Linked DNA regions of Mus musculus: region 2 is linked to region 1. A link is a loop called in an ENCODE intact Hi-C map of the cell type or tissue named here. Cell type or tissue: left cerebral cortex. All regions are shown on one strand.

Region 1 (8,000 bases):
GGATTATACATAAATGGCACAAAATGTACTTTATAGGTGTACAAAAATAGAAAAGGAGACACAAAATTGGATGGATAATGAAGAAGGGTAGATCTGAGAGGAGTCAAAGGATAGAGTAAAATGTGGTCAAAATATTTTGCAAGAAATTCTCCAAGAGCTAATCCTCAGCATGTTCTTTAATGCTCTACAGGAAAGTCTGGCAGCCTCAATGACCATTCTGAGAAGAAAAGCACGATTTCTGCAGACTCCCCTGATGTAGAGCCTTTGTCCTTACACCAGTATCCATTCTCTCTGCATGGTTAAAGGTTTCACACCAACTACAGTCTGTCCCACAAGCCTCAACAATCTGCACTGAACAGCTACAGAAATGAGTCTTTGTTTCTTCAAATGAGAGTCGGTAAACTACATGTAAATTTAGGCAGCCTGGAGGCTGACTGTTCATTTACCCTTACTGTTTTCTCTGTAAAATAAAACCCATCAGTGAAAAACACAGCTTTGATGCTTACAAAATAATAATGACTAAAGCTTGTTAAATATGTATTACACACCAGACTTTCCAAGCAGGATTGCAATAAATAGTACTTTCCCCAGTGCTCAGCAGGATTTTTATATTTTTATTTTATATATAAAGAAACTGAGGCTCTACCGATTTATGCAACTTGCTCATGTTTACACAGGGGATGAGTGTAGACAGACACAACATCTATTCTACAGTTCAGATTCTTAATGATTCTAGACTGATAGAGGAAATGAAAATTGATGTGACCTGCATAGTTCTCTATAGGAAGTTGGACTTGCATAATGTACTGGTTGGTGTTGTTTGTCTTCTTGGTAAGATCTGGAATCACCTAGAACAAGCTTTCAGGCATGCCACGCACGGATCCTTTAGATTAGGATGGGCTCTGGACATTCTGTGAGGGATTGCCTTGACTAGGTTGGTTGAGCTGGGAAGGATTGGCCAGCTGTCCTTGGGATTGAATCCTAGACAGATGAAAGAAGAAAGCTAATTGAACAGCAGCATCCTTCACTCTTTTCTTGGTGACTACACACTCCATATCAACAGCTGCTTCAGGCTCTAGCCGTGTGCCATGAGAAGCTGTCCTCTCAAAGGTGAGCTAAAATAAACCATCCTTCCTTAGGTTGTTTTTATAAGGATGTTCTTAATGCAGAAATAGGAAAAGTAATAATAGACCATCATACAGACACTGAAGTGAAGCACAGAACAGGTCTACGTCATTAGCCACAAACACTGCTCACGTCATGCCATTGTGCAAGAGTCTTCTCTTTCAGTTTTCCTATCTAAATTGGCTTTCAAGCACATATTTTCTTGGCAGGATAGGGTTCTAAATAACAGCTTATACTCAAGTAGCCATGTACTGATGAGCCCTTTGAGCTTTGTTAATTATTAATGATTTAAATGCAGGCATTTGCTGTATTTGTCTGAGGTCCATTGTGAGTGACGCTCTGTGCTTACAGACATTAAGCCCGGTGCTCTTAAGGATGACCTTTCTGAGGCTAGTACAGTGAATGGAGAGGAAGAAAGCATACTTTAAAATTGCAAAAGCCTCTTCGATTTCCAGTCTAATGAAAAATGGTGTATTTGTCTGGGAGCTCTCAGTGTTGTTGATTTCTTCTATCATTTAAGCACAAAATAGCAGTTTCCTTCGCATGTTCTCTGAATATTGAATAAAGTGTGAAATCAAAAATATCTCACATGGAGATACTGGAGGAAACAAAGAATGAGGGTCAGATATAGCAATTCTGAATGATAGACAAGAGACAAGTACTTGTGTGCTTTTACTGCCATTTTTGAATGTTTCATTGCCCAGCTCACCCTCCTGAGGAGATTGGTAGCACTGACAATGGAATGTACTGTGTTCTATAACTTCCATGTGTTCAAACAATCTATTTGAATAGAGAAAATATTGGAAAATAGGACTCTATTTCTGAGCAGATTTAGCTCTGCAGAAATTGTATCATGCAACCAATGTTTCAGAGACACCATTGACATCCTTTTCCCTTTGGTAAAACTGAGTATCAGCACAGAGAAACACACCAATAAGATCAACCCAGGAAACTAAAAACAGCATATTCTGGAAGACTAGACATCAAATTTATTTTATTTTAAAAATATATAGATATAAAAATAAAGACATAAATTTTATTTTAAAAATATCTCTCTCTCTCTCTCTCTCTCACACACACACACACACACACACACACACACACACACACACACACACACACTATAAAACATCATGAAGGTTTACCCCTTGTAAATGCATGTATTCTTTAATGTGGGGGAACAGAAATATTAAATAAAATAACCTATAGTAAACTGTACAAAAGCAAAATGCTCAAAATTATACAGAAAAGTAAATAAAAAATGAGGTGGGTTAGAAATAAGAAAGGGGAAAATTTCAATTAATCATTACAAACAAAAATTGTATTTTTTTTTAGTCAATCATAATTACCACATATGTCCCATCATTGCCTTCTCACTCTCTGTTACTGGAATATTCCCTTCTCTCCCCCCTCTCCCTCCCCCTACTCTCTCTTCCTGCCCCTCCTCTCTCCCCATCATTGACAGCATCATTTATAGATGATAAAAGCTATGAAGGCAGCCATTATATGAAGCAGGGGGAGCCAAACTTTAAAAAGGCTGCTTCCCTTTTTTCTAGGTTGAACTGTTCATTATTCAATTAGTTGTACTTGTAAAATTGAGTAAGAAAATAATTTTACCTGGAATTAATTAATTTCATGTCCTTTAATTTGAATGTTCAAATTATCTAATTCAACGGCAGTTATAATGCACATGTGAAAAGGGAGCTTTAGAAAAGACATCTTTAAAAAATGTACTTTGTAGTCTTGTCTGTTCATTTCTGATCTTTGCATGAGGGAAAATGCTATTAATTGAACCAATTTTGTGACACAAAACAGCCTCTCTTATGCTTTCAATGACAAAGGAAGATTAACAGTGCATTTGTCAAAGTTGCAAAGCATTTGCAGAATTATCCATTCTACACAGGGTAGTCAGTTTTATTTTGTTTGTGGCATGAGTAAACACCACAAGGTAGACACTTAATTGATTCGATCCTTGTTAGCATACAATTTAAGCTTAAAATGTTTTCATCTGTCTCTTTCTTTACTTGTCAGTTGTATTAGCCAATTGTAAGATTCTCAGGTACATAGTGTTATCTTTAAACATCCCAGCATACAACTGGATGTGGGTTTGCCTGGATTGACATGGTAATTCCTTTTCTACCTAGTAATAATTGGGGCAGTTTGGCTTAGTGCTGAAATAACAGATTCCACAACCAATAGATGGCACTGTAAGTATTGCAAACATTTTCCTTATTTCTTCTGTTCCAGTCAGTACAATTATTTCCAACACTAAATGATAATTTATATAGTTAAGTAGAAAATAAAGGTGAATTTAGAATGTCCACGTTGAAGAAATTCAAATGATTAGTTGCTGTACATGTTTTAAATGTTTTCTGCATTCTAATTATTTGAAAGGCCTTTCTTTTCTTATACGTTGAACCTCAATGTGTCATCAAGACATTCATGCCCACTACTTGATAAGGTTTCTGGGATATCTCTAAGCTCACTTAATGTGTATGGTATCTGCAAAGATTTCAAGTTTGGTGCATTTTGCCTGTTAATATTATCCTGGTGGGAGGAGAATTGGGGATAATGTTAACCAAGACTTTTCTTTGCTGGTCCTCACCTGGGTTTTTCATAACCCAACTTAGTAAGTGACCTTTTCATTCTCCATTATGAACAACATCTTAAAAATGTTCAATGAATCCTACATATTATAAGAGAACATGTGTGATAGCCTGTCAACAACAGACTATAGCAAGTAAAGTAATCTGCATATCGTGAAGAATTCATCTCCCCTGAGCTTAGTAATTATGTATTTGTTTATTTTTATGTGTAGGTATGTTCCCTCACATAGATGTGTGTGCACTGCATGAGTATATTTCAATACTATGCACGCATCAACAAACCAGCAGAGAGTATCAGGTCTTGTGATCCTTGAGTGCAGCAGCTTGTGAGCTGCCATGTGGATGCTGGGAATGGAACTAGGCTCTTGAGCAAGAGCAGCAAGTGCTCTTAACCTATGAGCCACCTCTCCAGCCCTTTTCTCTAGATTTCACTAACAATGGATAGGATTCTGTAGACTTGTTTATTTATTTTTCCCTTTTTTAAAAGATGTAGGCTGAATTAAATGGGAATACTCTGTATATAAGCAGCCAAGCTAGGACCAAATCTGTACTGTTAAGTAAGATTAAATGACTGTTTCAATCTTTACCTATGTTTGTTTGTTTGTTTGTTTTTTGTAAATAATGTGTAATTATTTTGCAGTTATATCAAGTGTTCCATGAGTCTAAATGGTATTTTCAGAAAGCTGTTCTTAGCATGATGCCACACCAAACACTTTAGCCACTCAAACTACGGATTCTATGTCACCACCTTTTCAAAGCCCTGCCTTAATGCACTGCCTTCATCTAACAAGTTTAACTCTTTGTTTAGTGAATACTCCACACCAAGTGAATCTCAGGCAGTGAAGGGGCACAAATATCAATCTATTTGCTTTAACATAAAAAAATTAAGTCTTTAAGTTATAAATACCTTCATATTTTATTTTTTAAAAAATCACATTGGGATAATGCACATACATGTTTCTATAAATTTATACTCATGCATATTTCATGATTGTGCTTCTCATGTACATGCATATGAAATGAGACAATGTAGATGCAGGGTGGATCACAGCACCTGGTTGTATTTTTAAGTACCTACTTATTATAATTGCTTGAAAGAAACATGGGATAGTGTTCAAAGATTAATTATATACTCTCAATGATAATACTATACAGTCCCATCTATTTCTGTTATGGAGGCCATTTTGTAATATGTGGCTTCAAGGTACTCTCTGTGCTCTCCGTTCCCCATTAGGAACACCCAGAGCTCTAGCAGCTACCATTTAAATGTGATCACTTTCCTCTAGCATCCTGTAGCCAATAACCATATAACCAGGAGTGGGTTGATCTCTGAGATTCACCTCAACAAGACTGATTTTTTTTCATGAGCTCTGTAGTACCTGAAATCAAACTAATGCAATTTATTAATATGCCTAAGGATGTTTGAGAATACTATTTAATGGAGGCATATGTATCAATCGCCCACAAGTCATACTCTGATACTTCTAGAATTTCATAAGAGAAATCCCATATAGAATAAAGCATAGTGTGACATGCACACACTTTTACAAACTGTGATTTTGATTCGTGGATTTTCCAGAACTGACCGCATTCACTTGTCATCTGCATCATAGTTTCATTAACATTTCCTTCTTCCTCCATTCATTAGATACTCCTTTGAGGCAACGATTAAAAGAATAAAAAATACAACTACTCTCCTGCTTTGCATTTTAGAATAAAAGAAATTACAGCCCCTAGACTGACAGGTTCTGTGTCATATGCACAAAATTACACTTTGTTAAGCTTGATTTGTAAGAAGCAATCCAACCTAAGAGGAAATAAAAAGTTAGTTGAGAATGTTTAATTCAGTCAGCAACAAAATAAATACCACCACAGCACTGAGAATCGTTTCTATATTGTAAGAAATATTAGAGATGGTTTACTGTCAATGTTATTTTGTTTCTTCTTGGTTGGTGGGTGGTGAGCTCTGCAATCAGGAGAGAAACAAATTATATGTACTCACCTTGAGTAAGTAACCAGCTCTTCAAAAACTCAGGCTTGTCACTGATGTAACAATTTTTATCTACAGCATAGAAGAATGTTGAGAACTATATTTAAAATTTATTTCACATAAAAGAATGTGTTGACACTATTTGGCAGTATCTCAATACATTAAACATAGAATCATCTGAGATCCCCCAAATTGCACTTCTGGGTATTTATTAAAAGTAATTTAAAAACAGATGTTCAAATAAAAACCTATATGTGGGCATGCATAGTTGTACTATTAAAAATAAGGGAACTAATGAGAGCCAAGGGGAAATAAAATGCAGTATACATGTGCAACAGAAAATTATCCCAAAAGGCTAAAATATTGTTACCTGTTCTCATTGGGTGATCTAGAAAGGAGGCTAAGTGAATGAAGCCATATAGGGTATCTACATATTATACACACCATAGGAAATATCAATATTAGCAAAGTTATGAAGAATGAAAGCAAGTTAGTAGTTGGCATGGGCTAGGAAGTAAGAGAGGGGGTATCTGGTTAATGGTTGTGAGGCTTCCACTTGTGGTCATGAGATTGAGACAGGGGCATGATGCTTCTGAGAGTAGCTTGGTATTTTCACTTAACCTGCTGGAGACTAGGCGAAACACATCTTCGGTGTTCACAGCTGGATAATTTGAGGGCTTACTACTACTATTTTAGAAGATAACAATAGCAGTGTCATTTGACTTAAAAATATAAACATTTACCTAAAAATGTTTATACATATTTCATTTTTCCTTTTGATTGGGAGATGAATGTGTTCCCGTTTTAAGTTAAAGTAATCATTAATTATTAAAGTCACAATTCAGGGCACAAAAATGCTGGGTCAGAGATTGAAATGTGTGTTTATATCAATCAAATATTCCCAAACCCACTGACCTACTTTAGCATATAGAAGTTCTGGTTTTCATAAAGGAAGTCTTTCATACAAATTTATCTATAATGACTTCAAGTTAAAAGTACCTACCAAGTGCTACATGCAATAGTTCATGCCTCTGTAATCCCTTCACCCTCTATGGTTAGTAGTTCTCAACCTTCCTAATGCTAAGACCCTTTAATACAGTTCCTCATTTTGTGGTGACCCCCCCAACCATAAAATTGCTTTCATTTATACTTTATAACTGTACATTTTGTACTGTTATGAATCATAATGTAAATATCTGTGTTTTCTGAAGGTCTCCTGTGAAAAGCTTGTTTCATAACCCCAAAGGGCTATGACCTACAGGTTGAGAACCACTGCCCCATACCGGGGAGGCTGTTAGAAACAGGAGAAACCCTGAAGGCCCTGGGCCAGCTAGCCTGTGCCAGGATCCATGCATCTAGTTTCCCGAGGAAGGCAGAGAAGGGGTGTGGAGTCAGAGAGAAAGGCAGCAGAGGGGTATGAAGTCATTCAGTCATTGATAGATAAATCGGGGCCAGAGCTTTTTTACCCTTAGCAACACTTCTGTCAATGATTGAGTGGCCAGAAGCTGTTTACTCTTTGGCAATTCTTCTAAGATAAAGGGTTTTGTAACTCAGAGCTTTTTTCTGTCTGGTCCAAGGGCCCCTTGAAGGTCAGGACAGGCAAGTGGCTTGGAGTTTGTTAATTCTTCGTAAGCTAGAGAAAAAAGAAAAGGGAGAAAAGGAGACTTCAAGCACACATCATATAGGCACACACATATAGGCACACATATAGGCACACACATATAGGCACACATATAGGCACACATATAGGCACACACATATAGGCACACATATAGGCACACATATAGGCATACACATATAGGCATACACATATAGGCACACATATAGGCACATGCAAACACAGAGGCTTTGGTAGGGGCAACCACCAAGCTCCACAATTCTACAAGTGTTCATACATACTTAAATACATACATATATACCTACTAATGCATGTATGTACATACAAATTGACGAACAGACATATACATATATACATTTGGTGGATGGGGCTGAGTTCCAAAAGACACACTTTATTTCTTCCCTTGGGCCATTTTATACCTTCTAAGACAAAAGTTCATTATAAAATTACCTCATAGATAAAATGTTATGCAAAGGAGGAGTTACAGAAGATATTAAGTTCAAATCAGTGTTTTGTTCTATAAGCTCATTATAAGTTCAAAGCAAAAGTTTCACAAGGCGTTGATTTATAATAGTGCACACCTGTGGCCTCATCCTTGGACCTGACCTAGAATGAATCTTTTTTTCTTGATCACAAATTTGTCCCAAGCCTATTTATTTTC
Region 2 (8,000 bases), 110 kb after region 1:
GGGGCCACTGGGTTATTAAACATTTTCCAGAGGAATAGTGTTTCCTAAAGTTCAGGAAGCTTACTTCCCACCCAGCAGGATGATGCACCTTACCAGGACCCCAGTGTGTTAGCCACCTGGTGCTCAAGCAGCCTATCAGGGTATGGTGGTCCATGTCTCGGGTCAGTGTAGGGATTGGAGAAATGCTCAGATGGACAGATTTCCTTAGAGAGGGCTGGAAAGTTTTCATGGTCTTGCGGCAAATCTCCAAACACTATCTTTGTCCTTTAGATACATCTGGTGGCTCTTGCCTTCTCCTTTGAATGATACAGAAAAGAAGTGATTCTACCAAGCACTGACTCTAAGCTTCATACTCATGGCTGAGCTAACCTACGGCAAAGACAGACACTATACCATATGGAGGCAATACCCAGAGTCTATTGCTTAGCTGAGCTTGTTGAAGTTCATAATTACTCCACAGGTTGGATCCATTTTCTGCAGGAGATCATGGCCACCTATAGACTGTTAGCATTGACGTAGATTCCTTAGTTCTCCTTAGCCCCCATCACCATGTGATATGGATTAGCTTTACCCACTTGGCAGAAGTATCTCTGAGAAGTCATTTTGCCCTTTGATGTCTTACCTAAAGAAAAGTACAGGAGTTGCTCTAGTTGTCTGGTTGCCTTGACTATGTATCTGTATTTTTTCTACAATCTACGAATTGAAACTCTCATACTGGTTATGATTATTTGGAGCTAAAGGTATATAGGAAGGTAATTCATTGTAGTGAGGCCACGAAGGTGGCAAGAATTAGTAGTGCTCTCCAGGAGAACTCAAAGCTGGCCAGCAGGCTCCTGACCTGACCTTTGGGGAAACAGCTAGGAGATGGCAGATCAGAACTCAGTCTACCTGGCCTGCTGGCACACTGCTGTGTCTCTGGCAGAAGCAAGCATGCATTGTTTAACCTACACAGTCTATTGTATTCTACCACAGCAGCTGGAGAAACCCGAGACTTCAGGGTGTTGATCTCTTCTATAGACGCATGGCCATGGAGAGAGTGATAATAGAGAAAGCCAACTTTCTGAGCAGGACCTTGGTTATATCACACTTACTGTTTAGAGTCCAGATACTCATAGTCTACGCTGGGGCATGAAGGCATGTGGCCTTGAAGGTACAAGTCTTCCTGCCCCAGCTGTACTCACAGGCCCATCTGGATCCTGAGATTTAAATTCTAGAAAAGTAGCACTTGCGATGAAAGCCTGCTATGGTGCTAAAGGGTTGAGCGTTGAAGGTTGTAAGTTTAGCAAATGAGTTAAGTAGTTCCAGAGCCTGGAGAGAAAAAGATAAAAACAAATCACACAACACGGGAGAAGGAGAGGAACGAGTGGATTAATTTAAGCACTGTATGTTTCTTGTGCTTCCTGTTCCTTTACTGTGAAAAGAAACTGAAGTGACAAATAACCAAAAAACATCTTAATTGCAAACATCCAAGAACATGTCCTTGCTGTGTCTCTACATTGCTTGTTTTAAACGTTTATTACTCTTTAGTGCCAATAAAATAAAGACATTTATAATCTTTGTTAGGTACTCAATTCTTATCTTCCACAATTATTCATTTATACTGTTTTGTTCCCTCCCCCCCCCCTTGTAAAAATGGGTTTTCTAGAATATCCTGCCTCAAGTTTTCCTTTTGGACTATTAACGTTCTTAGAAACATTTAACATTCATCATTGTTAGGGTGTGTGCTTGTGCGTGCACTTAAGTGTGTGTGTGTGTGTGTGTGTGTGTGTGTGTGTGTACGCAACTGGTCTTGTTTGCCAGGTGTGTGGAAGTCAGAGGACAGCTTACAAGTGTAGGTCTGCTCTGCCATGTAGATTCTGGGGTTTGAACTCGGGTCACCAGGCTTGGTGGCAAACATCTTTAGCCACAGAACTTTTTGGCTGAGCCGTTTTGAAGTTAACAGCCTCTCAAATTATCTTCTGTTCACTACACATATTGTCGCGCTCAAATCTTATGAAAACAGTTCCCTCTTTTGTAATGGCAGAAATTGATATTAAAATTCTGCCCTGCAGACTGCCTAGAGGAGACATAGTAAGACGTCCTGAATGTGTACCCAAGTGATCCCACCTTACTGCCTCGGTCTCCAAATGTGTGTAACATGAGTAACAGTGACCGAATCTAATGGAGTATCGCATCATGATGATCAGGACAGGAAAGGCCAATTAAATGGGCAGAAAATTGTAGCCTTGCTCTCAAATTCAAGCACATATAGTGCCACAAGGTTTTTCTCTAAGTAGAGATGTCAGTCTTCGAGTTGTCCAACCCTTCAGTTCCAACCCTTCCTTCCTCTTTTCAACTTCCCCAAGAAGGGCATGTTAGGGTGAAAAAAAAGGCCAACTCAACATCTGTGGGGTTTACCATAGTCCTTAGTGTTATTCTTGCTTAAATAACTAAATCCCGTCGTGAAACTTAAATAATGTGAGTGACATAAATTATTTACAATTGATAACCAACCACTGCCCGCAACTTCTACACTTTCAGTGTTTTGAGCTGTTTTCCATGCTTGTAAGTTTTACGTTTTTCTTGGAAGGATTTGTCTCTGGTGCTCCTACAGCACACCTTTCTCTATCCTCAATCAAGCCAGCACTCATTCCTAACGGAAGTCCTTAACTGAATGAATAACGAACGACTGGATGGATGGATGGATGGATGGATGAGTCACGCAGCCTTTTCTGTCGTAGCTCTTTTCTCTGCATTCTGCAGGCTCCTCTCTGCATCCTTATCTAGACATTGCATAACAGCCTAGGTCTCTCAGGCCACCTCACACCTGCCTCCTCAGGTTGGGCGCCAAAGCGCTAGGCCGGAGCAAGTCTGGGCTGCCCAGCCACAGCAGATCGCTCCGGGTCAGAACTAAAATCCGAAATGGAGTGCCGGGAGCCACAGAACCCGCGCAGACCAGCGCCAACCGCTGAGCCCTCAGGAGCATGCTCAGTGCGCCTCCCTTCCTCGCGCCCCCAGCCCGCACCCCGCTCCCGCGTCCACCCCCTCACCGCACCCAGGCGCGCTCCCGGGCACCCCAGCCCGCCTCTGCTCCCGCACCCCTCTCCCGGGCCTCGGTAGGGGAGGACACGTCAGGGGACATAAATAAATAAATAATTCCATTCAGCGGATGACAGCGAGGCCGGGCGGCTGCTGCTGGGCGGGGGGACCGGGAGAGCGGCGGTGCGCACCGGGTGTCAGAGTCAGGTAAAGGCGGTGCTCCCGGGGAGGACGGGAGGAGGAGGAGGAGGAGGCGGGAGGAGGGCGAGTGAGGTTACCCAGGGACCGCAGGCGGGTGCGGAGAAATGGCAGCCGGTGCCAGCCGGCGCTCCAAGTGCCTCGAGCCCTTATATAGACAAAAAATCCCGAAGCCGAGCGGGCGCGGGCTGCGGCGGGAGCTTCAGGGTCCCCAAGGTTCGGGGATTCAGAAGTCTCAGGGTCGAGGCCACCAGCTGCTGGCGCTGCTCAACTATGCTGTGGCGCCTCCTCTGGGCACGGCGGAACATCAGGCGGGCACTGCCAGGCGAATGCCCCTGCCATGCTCGCCCACATCTCCCCAGACCCACAGCGTCTGGGGTGGTGTCATTGAAGTGGGTGTGGATGGGTGGGGAAGTGCGTGGAAGGAACGGCTGCCCTTTCAGCAGAAGATCCGCACCTGGGGAGAAGGGAAGGTGTCCTGTTTCGGTCCCCAGGAAACCTGGGTGGAGACCGGAGACCACTGGACAGATGCAGGAGAGGCTTGTGGCCTGGCCTAAAGGTTACGCTGTCTTCCAGGGACCTGAGAAGAGCCAGTACCACCTGTGGTCCTCTGGGCTTCCTGAGCTATTTCATCACGCTGGGGACACCAGTCTTGGGCAGGTAGCACACAGGTGGCTGTGAGCCTCAGCGGATGCTGCTTCCCTGCTGGCTTCTGCATTCTTTACTTCCACTAGCCAAGAGGGCTGCAGATTGCTTTGGGAGGAGCAGTAAGTAGTGCTCTGGGTGTCTCTCACTTCCTGGTTGGACTACTCTGGGGCAATTACACACACACACACACACACACACACACACACACACACACACACACACACACACAGACACACACACACACACACACCAATTTCTCTGCAAGTGTTTCTTTAACTCCCTTTTTGGTGGAAAATTAAAACCGGGCCACATTGAACTGTGTAGTGGCAATACAAAAGCTAATCGTCCATGCCCTTCTCCCTCCCCAAACCAAAAGGAGATGCAGTGAAGGGATTAAAAATAGCAGGAACGATGCTCGAGACTCAAAAAGCCCCGACAGGAGGAAACCGTGGGCACAAATGCTTTTTTTGGGTGTTCCAGGCTTCATGCCTGAACCCAGTCAGCTAGGACAGCAAGGCTCCCGAGGCCTTCTCAGGTTCCCTTGACCCGTGCCCTGTCACCCAAACCACAAAGGTGAGGATTTAGAGAAGGCAAGAGGAAAATCAGAGTTGGGTGTGGGCCACAGAATGCAGATGAGAGTCGAACAAATTAAGTTACATGAAGACAGTCAGGCAAGCCTAACTCTCCATATGTTCTGCTTTTAAGTCCTTTTACATGGGAGGGTAACGGAATAATTTTAGAGATGAAGGGGCGGGGCGCGGTAGAGGGCAGCTAGCTCAGTATATGCTGTAACAGCTCATAAAGAAAGAAACCCACAAAGCAAGCAGTGGGGGAGCAGTTGAGGATTAGACCACGAGCTCTATCACTGTGCAATGCCCCCTTCCACGTCTTATTCGTAACTTTTATTTTGAAGCAAAATCTTGTTAAAATAGCAAGGCTGGCTTTGGATTCTGTGCAGCCCAGGGGAACTTTGCAGTGGCCCTCCTCTCTGGGAATAGAGGTGAAAGGGAAGTGCCACTCTTTTCTGAAGCAATCATCAATTACCAACAGTTTCTTAGATACAAATCAGTACACATTCCTGCAAATGCCCCCTTTGTCTCTAGACACACACATCTCATTTTAACATCAGCCCTATATTTTGGGCCTCCATCTTTCCTACAGGTAGGGAAGGCAGAACGACCTAAACAAACAAACAAACAAACAAACAAACAAAAAATATGTTCCTTATCCAGAATTTTATTCTGGGTACCTGAGGTGAAATAAGTGTGTCTCTAGATGATTCTTTTGACTCTATTCTCACTCATCAAACACTCTGGAGATACACACGGGATAAAAGGAAACAGAATACAGAGAGAGTGAGACCCAGAGACCACCATAATGGTTTCTGTATTTTTGTAAGGTGCAGTGTATTATTAGTAATTTTGTCTTCATTTTTTTCCCTTGTCTACAAAATAAGATTGGCTGTACCCATTCTGAATTACTACTATGGAAAATAAACTACGGGAACCCCTTAGAATGGGCAGTAGCTAATTTTGACACCCCAGCTTCATTCCAGTTACTACTGGAGTTACTGTGATGTGGTCTCAAGAAATTCACATTCTGAGAAGTATGAGCACAGACACACACACAGACACACACAGACACACACAGACACACACAGACACACACACACACACACACACACACACACACAGACACGAGTAGCCGGGGATTCTAGTTATCTGGTTAATCTTTCTCAGCACCTCTTGTTTTTCAGTTTTTGCCACTTCCTTTTTTCTCTAAGAATGAGACCTATATCCCAGTTAATCCAAACAGACTTTAGCAGTTGTAAAAAGTACTTATCAGATCTGCCAAAAGGCACCTTTTGGAAGTGGTGTACCTCAGGGACCCAAGCATTTGGTTCTGCATTCTTGTTCACTGTGAGTGACCCTGTGTCAGTTGGTGATAGACTCCTTCTTCAGGAGTCCCTCCCTGGGACTGTCTTTGCCAATGTATTGATTGCCCCTCCCTTTGAGAAAAGCTATCATGTTGCACTTTCTTCTATATTTTTAGACAAGAGTAATTTACTCATTCCTGGAGGTTGAAAAGTATAGTAACCTTAGTGTCATTAGAATGTTGTCTGTCTTCAGGCATGATATGACTCTTTTCTATAAACATATAAGGACCTTATAGGGGAGAATTGTGTACACTCATATTTACAGACATGTCTAGGCTCAGGGCTTACTCTATCAGCATAGCTAGTGTCTTAGTCTGCAGCAGTGTTGTGTCTAACACAACACCTGATGCTGGAAAACATATTAGAAAACCAAGGAAGCTGATTTGCCTCATGGTACAGATGGATGCGAAACATAAACATAATGGTACTAGCATGTTGTTAGTGTCCCTTGGTAGCATGATAACGTGCGAATGTAGTAGGGTGAACGGAACATACAAAAGTGGCCAAACATGTGGTGTGGTTAACTGCTACCCCAGTAACTAACCCAACCTCACCTGACGTCACTAATCTTGTCAGAAGCATTATGAGTGGTATTCCCCAAATCCCAACTCCCCCTTCAAGTCGCCAGTAGCGCTTGGCACAACACCATTCTGTAAGAAGTTGAGGACTCTACATGAGATTTGTTGGGGACAAAGCATATTGAAGCCATAGCAAGTATTCAGTGAGAGAGATGGAATAAACAGCTCTGCATAATGCAGCTTTTGCCTTTTGTTGAGTTAACCCAGGGCAAACACTTCTTCTTCTTCTTCTTCTTCTTCTTCTTCTTCTCCTTCTCCTTCTCCTTCTCCTTCTCCTTCTCCTTCTCCTTCTCCTTCTCCTTCTCCTTCTCCTTCTCCTTCTCCTTCTCCTTCTCCTTCTCCTTCTTCTTCTTCTTCTTCTTCTTTTTCTTCTTCTTGCCATCTCAAAGTTTTGATTTATTTGTTTCTCTGGATCTTGGCTTGTACTCACAAATTTTCTAACTACTTAGCTATTCTTTCAACCATTTTTTAAAAATACAGAATATACAAAGAAGAAAAAATTTAAAACAAACAAAACAAAATTCTCTCTGGAACCAAAACCTCCATATCTCAGCAGGAGTAGGCACCATAAAGTTTCTGCAGGCATTGTGAACAGAAATAGTCACTGCTTCATAGGGCAAACACTTCTTTCTGTCATGTTCTTCAGTGCCTGGCACATGGTAGTTCCGAAAGACAAATTATAGAAAGAGTGAAGTCAAGAGCAACAGAAGCAGATGTGACACGAGAGGAGGGGGAAGGAAACCTACCAAGAACAGCAGCTGACCCTCCTGTGTCTCCAGCTCCGACTCAAGCAGGAAGGGTCACGGGCACTCTGCCCTCTAAGACGGGAATGCCAAAACTCTTTGGAGGGGCTCCTAGCCTCATGTTCCCGCCAGCCGTCTAGTCTGTAAGATGTGTTTATGTGGATTAGAGAAGCACCTTCTCTTGGATGGTGAATTAGCAAATGAGGCACATACACCTTAAATACCTGTGTGAAACCCACCCAAAGCAGACAGGAAAGCCACTCAGGAAAGACTCCTTCATGGACTCTAGGTTTAAGTTGCTCCTAAGAGACCGCTTAGTGACAGGTCTCGTGACAGGAGAGAGTTGACTTTCTATGGTATTTTTGAACATGGAAGAAGATGCTGAATGTGAGGTGTCATAAGTCAGACCTGACAACTAGCGTGGATACAACAATCACAGTAAGCATTCTCACTGCCTCTCTCCCCTTCTCATCCTGGCCTCTGACTATTTCAGTGGTTAAGGCCCTTACTGGTTTCCATGTCTTGACATCTGTCTTCATCAGAACTTTTTTGAGATTGACCCAGGAGTCGGGAATCTCTTCAGTCAGATATTCTATTTTATCATAAATTATACTTACTAGAGAAAGCATTCTATGTGTTCTTGGTCTTGGGAATGGAGGTCAAATATCTCACTCATCTGGGATGGGCAGAGATCAGAGCAAGTGAGACTGGTGTGCCTGTATTATGATTTTAGGTTCTGCTTCTTGCCAATTTGGACTAGTTGTTAAATCTCTTCCACTCTTGGTTCCTTTTTTTTTTTTTTTTTTTTTTGTAAAAAGAAGATAAGAACAAATTTCATATAGATTAGAAAGATTAAGTGCCATAGTGTTTAGAACTAAC

Evidence for each region. A loop is a pair of places that touch in the nucleus more often than their neighbours do. Peaks named below come from ENCODE experiments on the same cell type or tissue, not always from the same donor. Only the 100,000 strongest peaks of a DNase experiment are listed, where the experiment ranks them.
Region 2: it touches region 1 in a loop (4-fold over the local background); 2 of 42 quality-filtered maps call a loop at or near these places.

Annotation. Positions count from the first base shown.
Region 1 is chr10:125,493,863-125,501,862 of GRCm38, reverse strand. No RefSeq gene overlaps it. Among named protein-coding and RNA genes, the nearest start is that of Gm40795, 70 kb to the left of the region's middle. In left cerebral cortex, a CTCF peak has its summit at 3,319 (motif pointing right); DNase peaks (open chromatin) are centred at 428 and 3,294.
Region 2 is chr10:125,384,512-125,392,511 of GRCm38, reverse strand. It overlaps a transcript of Slc16a7 not described here. Among named protein-coding and RNA genes, the nearest start is that of Slc16a7, 80 kb to the right of the region's middle. In left cerebral cortex, a CTCF peak has its summit at 3,502; DNase peaks (open chromatin) are centred at 3,884, 4,492, 6,372, 7,216 and 3 more places; H3K4me3 peaks cover 2,604 bases; H3K27ac peaks cover 2,689 bases.